2 separate regions of the Homo sapiens genome follow, and region 1 is linked to region 2. The links are chromatin contacts, found by Hi-C in ENCODE. All regions are on one chromosome and are shown on one strand. Each heading gives the region's core, a stretch centred on a gene start or an enhancer-like site at or near the end of the contact. The rest is flanking DNA. Distances are from core to core; before and after follow the strand shown. Region 1 overlaps KCND2 (potassium voltage-gated channel subfamily D member 2). Region 2 overlaps MDFIC (MyoD family inhibitor domain containing).

What was found. A loop is a pair of places that touch in the nucleus more often than their neighbours do. Pooled maps may share reads with other maps.
Region 1: a map with no recorded cell type shows a loop between it and region 2 (5-fold over the local background). The contact joins two enhancer-like sites. A Hi-C loop is called at or near these places in 2 of 37 single-sample maps with no recorded cell type and 2 of 50 pooled maps.

What each region holds. Positions count from the first base shown.
Region 1 is chr7:120,401,126-120,403,825 of GRCh38, forward strand. All of the region lies in intron 1 of KCND2 (potassium voltage-gated channel subfamily D member 2), which reads left to right. Among named protein-coding and RNA genes, the nearest start is that of KCND2, 130 kb to the left of the region's middle. Within about 2 kb of position 1,451, at least 5 of the 41 ENCODE cell types and tissues checked have a DNase peak (open chromatin) inside an H3K27ac peak, as active enhancers do.
Region 2 is chr7:114,930,058-114,932,757 of GRCh38, forward strand. The region is part of intron 2 of MDFIC (MyoD family inhibitor domain containing); the gene reads left to right. Among named protein-coding and RNA genes, the nearest start is that of MDFIC, 9.3 kb to the left of the region's middle. RefSeq lists enhancers at 5-554, 1,947-2,026 and a silencer at 1,807-1,866. Within about 2 kb of position 1,259, at least 7 of the 41 ENCODE cell types and tissues checked have a DNase peak (open chromatin) inside an H3K27ac peak, as active enhancers do.

The DNA.
Region 1 (2,700 bases), core at 201-2,700, 5.5 Mb after region 2:
GGACTGCATTTGGTGTCACTATCCCATGGTTCAAACTGAGAGAAAAGCAGGGAGCAAAAAATCTAGGACAGATAGCACGGTAGCATCTCAAGATACAGACCATGCAGCTGTACTGACATCAAAAAACGGCCTGAGTGTGACATCTAATCTCAAGACAAACCTGTCTTTTTTCAGTTCCTATTTTAAGCTGCCTTTTTCATGTTAGTAAATGGGAACTAGGGAAGTATGTGCTGTTCCCAGAGTTAGATATGCTTTTGAGGTACTGCCCATTGTGGAAAGTTACATCTAAAACATTTATACTTTCTAATTCACCATAAAACCTTTTAAAAATACTGTACAAATTTATGGACTCTGAGCCAGTTCTACTAAATCAGTATTTCTAGGGAGCACACAGTGGGAATCCATATATATGAGCTATTTAGGTGATTTTGATGATTGACCAGGTATGGGAGCTGTGGCTTTCAAAAGCTTTGATAGATATTTCATTATTAGAAATATTACTGTGTTTATAAGGCGTCAGTCCTCTTCCCCCCATCTTTAGCCACACATTTCTGCCTCTGACACAACTCTTCTCCTCATCTGTTGTCTTAGTAGCCTTCTGTCCAAAATTATCTTGTTGTAGATTTGCTTTGTTATTCTATCCCTTTCCTATAGTAGCACTTTCCTGTATTCAGTTTTCCATCAATTTTGAGTCTAAGACTTATTTTTCTATCCTTTCTTTCTCTCTGAATAACTTATATCCTAAAGCACATTGAAATTGCATGTCATACTGTTATACATACCCCACCACTCTTTTTAAGTATATCCTCATTGGTAGTACATCAGCTGGGCTTAATTTCTAAAAACAAAATTAGGGCCCGATGGCTCAATATTTCTGAATAAGTAACCAAAATTGTTATTGTTATAAGAATGTAAGAAAAGGGTGACAAAATGGTGAATTGCTTTAACAAACGGAAAATGAGTTCAGAATGAAGCAGAATGCCTAAGACATTTTACATCTTGACTTGTTTTAACAAGATTCTAATGCTTTGTATTTCATTTATAGAATAGTTATAGCTTCCCATTGGCTCTGTGCTCCCATTTACTCAGCTACTGTAAATAATAGCCATCAGCAAAGCTTTTGAAATCTTCAGATGAAAGGAACTTAAATTAAGGAAGCTTCCCATGTGCATCCCTTCCCCCACAAAAAAGGATGCTAAGAAAACAAAGAACGGGGAGTACAACGGAATGATTGTAGTAACTGAATGCATTCCAGCTTTTGAAAACGATAAACATTTATTTTCTGACCTAAGTGTTGTTGTTTTTAATTTTTTTAACTTTTTTTTCTCAGTTGAAGCAGGCGATAGTGGATATTATCTTAAGATATGAAAGATATTGAAGGAGGCAGTATCAAGTCAGTTACACTATGTGGATTAATGTTGCAGTAGTTTCTTTCTTTGGTTATTGCCAAGCTAGTTGCTATTTTCAGAGTATTAGTCACATGCTTCTGTACCTGAGAGTGAAATTTTTCATTTCCCTCTAAAGATGATTCATTTTGTTTCTTACAGGAAGAACTTTGATAATAAATTCCAGTGTACTTTTAAAAATGTTCCCAGGGACTTAAAATGAACCTGCAAATATTTAATTTTATATTATCTTTTTGACATAGTTTGCTTACATAATCTACATATTTTGAATAGATGATTAGACCAAGGGAGCTTGCAGTAGATAAGGTTAAAATCTTAATGAAGATTAAACATCTTCTTTTAAAATCTCCTTATATTATTACTGTTGAGTGACAGAATAGATATTCAATCCTTTAAGCCAAGAATGTATAATGGGACTGGTATGTAATAAGTAAACTTGGGAAGCATAACTGGAAATACAGAAGATACTGAACTTACATAACAATGTGTCTGAACTTTAAACGTTTTTGCTTTCCACAGTCTGGCTTTCTCTCCTGCATTGTCCATATGTAAAGATGACTTAGCCAAAGCTCCCAAGCTCCCAAGAGTTGACAAATTCTCCCTTCCAGGGATTAACCCAAACCAAATTATAATATCTTAATCCCAATTCCAAGTTCCTAAAAGAGAGAATTTGTGACTGAGAGAAGAGGATACTCTTCTCCCTCTGCCAGCTAAGAAGATGTCTGAAGAGATGGCAGCTACAGATTGGCCCAGAAATTTAGTCAAATCACCCTATTATTCATGTTTTTTTTTTTTTTCTTTTATAGACAGAGTCTCCCTCGGTCACCCAGGCTGGGGTAAAGTGGTGCGATCATGGCTTACTGCAACCTCTGCCTCCCGTGTTCAAGCAATTCTCCTGCCTCAGCCTCCTGGTAGCTGGAATTACAGGCGATGGCTACCAGGCCCGGCTAATTTTTTTTTTTTTTTTTTTGGTCTTTTTAAAAGAGGCAGGGTCTCATCATGTGGTCAGGCTGGTCTCAAACTTCTGACCTCAAATGATCCACCTGCCTAGGCCTCCCAAAGTACTGGGATTACTGGCATGAGCCACCATGCCAGGTGATTTTTTTTTTTAACGTAAGACTTATAATTGAAAACAATTTCACATTCAAATTTTTAATTTAATTAAAACAACATGAAATACAAGTAAATAATTTTGGGGAAGAAAATACATTTATATAACAACACATATGTCTAATTTTATTGATCAGAGTGACATTTTAAAATGTTTTTTCCAGATATAAACAATGACTGTTTT
Region 2 (2,700 bases), core at 9-2,508:
AGAAGTTTGAGATGTCTGGAAAAGATTTGGAAGAGGGAAGAATTAAAGGGATAGTCAATCTGGGGCAAATAAAATGCCTGCTGGGTAACACAAAGAAATTAACTAGGACTGAATGGCATGAATTCTTAGTGGAAGTGATCAGCATGGTTGATTGTCTTTCTCAGCCAGGGAGCATGCAGGAGCTTGGGAAGGGAAGCAGACAGAATGGATTTTGCAATTAGCATAGGGTTGGAGGTTGGCAGGGTGGAAGTGATGAGAGGATGACAAGTGACAAGGGATGCATATCACGCATGTGTGGGAAGTGTTTATGTTAACCGGTCTTGTATTCCAGGCTGGGAAGAGAATCCAGAGACCAGAAATGCAATTGACAGGCTAAGACCTCTGGCGAGAAAAAAAATTGTGGCTGTTGCTTTGTTTGGTCAGTTCACATATGAGGATTTAATATATATGATTGAGTGACCTTTACATGGCTATGAGGGAAGCTGTGGAATTTTTGGGTGTGTAAAGGCTTTTCCTGTTTCTTTGAACCTCGTTTCCTGGATCTTGTTGAGATGATTTCATGGAAAGAAGGCCTAATAACAGTGTGCAATTATTTTATTGGATTATGTTTCTATAATAATAAAAGGTTTGGGAGTAATGAGGAAACATCAATTGACACCATCTAAAGTTAGGCCATATGCAAATACAAAGTTATTTAGAACAACAACACATGGAACAGATAAAAAAAAATTCAACCAGATTATCTTTCTGAGACAATGTAAATATTTTTCTGTACAAAGGCAGAGGATAAATCGTGATTTCTATGTTTCTACTTCTAAAAGCATTCAGTTTTTATTAAGAGAATACATTCTGTACTGACTAGATTCTAGATTTTGGACAATTTAACTTCAGTGATTCATTGGAGTAGATCAAAGAAAGTTGCTGCAGCCCTTCTGTCTTAATCAGTGCTATGTATATGCACCAGTATTTTGGATACTTGATCTCTCTCTCTCCCTCCGTCCCCTTTTCCTCCTCCCTCTCTCTCTCTCTTTGTCTTTCCAGTAACACTTTATTGAAGTTACTTAAACTTTTAATATCTACTTTTTACATTAGCCTACATGTCCTGAAGGAGGAAAGCTTTTTAACCTTAAGTTTTTGAAGTCTAGTTATATTTTATAGATTCTTCTTCTAATCACTTAGGGTTTGCTAAGTAGAAACTATGAGAAGAGTTATTTTAACATGAATTTAATTTCGTTTGTGGTTTTTACTTACAGTCTACTTCTGTTTTCAGATTCACGCCCACATGATCTCAAGTGAGATGATTCATATACATGTGCTTTTATGCCCAATTTTTGGTAGTTTCAGGAATAAAGTCTGAAATTAATTTTTATGCTAGCACATATATTTTACTATGGAGAGATTTGAAGGGGAAAACCCTGCCCACAAATATTTTTCGGTGTGCCTACAAGGTCCTGCGAAAATTAAGAATGTATAGTTTTGCCCACAATGAATTTCTCAACAGGATGAGAAAGGATAAGACACAAATGTTTACCAAATTAAATTTCAGTCTCTTACTGAAATATCAATTCAAGATTAAAATAATAGCCATGTGACAGATTAATTTATGGCCAGATGCCAACTAACTGGTATCATCCTGGAGCAGGAAAATTTAGAGGTTGAGAGAGGATTTCAGGATGGCGAGAAGGAATCAGTTTTGTCTAAGTTGGACTGCTAGTGTCCATAGTTGAAGAATATACCGTTTGTAGGGTTTTTTGGTGAGAATTATGCCGTGTTGAGCCTTGAAACTAAGGTATCTTGTGGTCGAGCAGGTGACAGGCTCTCTGAAACTAGGTGGCAGAGTATGAAGGAACCAGCTTCCTCTCTTTACTTTTGCCACTCCGAGGCATAGTCCTCCTACTCTTTTTCAAGGTGAATCCGCCCTGATCTTTCGGGTGTTTGTAAACGCAGACGCTGCTTTTGGGTTTCTATAAACATAGTTCTTATTTCTTTCATTACTCAGGCAATACATAAGATCTGAGGGGTTGTACTATTTATTTCTCATGGGGATACAAGATAAAATTATTAAGCGTGGGAAAGTATAGGAGTTTACAATATAAAATATTCTAAAATATCTATGTTCAAATAACTCTATCAGTTTTTCACCAATATGCAAAATGGATATAATTCATACTTCAGCTAAGGAGTAACATATTTGATCTTGGTGTTAGGAAAGTATTTTTGATTGGAGGGTAAAGAGACTGAGGCACTGGTAGTGGGTGTGGAAAAGAAACTATAGATTTGCGAGAAATTGGGGAGTTGTTACTAGCAGGATCTGGTAATTGATTATTTTGGAATAGGCGACATAAAAAGAAAATAAAGAGTTGAAGGTGATTCTGTAACTACTATTAGCTAAGACACAGACAACAGTTATAGAAACAGACAGGAAGAGAAGAAAAGTGGTGATGAATTTTGGGAAATGTTGAGTCTGAGTTGCTAAAGATATATTTATGTAGAGTTAAAACTTCAAATCTGTAGCTCAAGATAGGTGTCAGGGCTAGTAAAATGGATCTACAAGTTATCTCCCTGCAATTTACTGAAACTGTGGAAGTTGATGAGACTGCAAAGATGGTAGAGCCAAAAGAATATAGGTTGTGGTCTTAGAGGAGAATCCGAAGAACTCATTGCTCTACAGCAAGGGTGGGGAGGACCCAGAAATTGAGA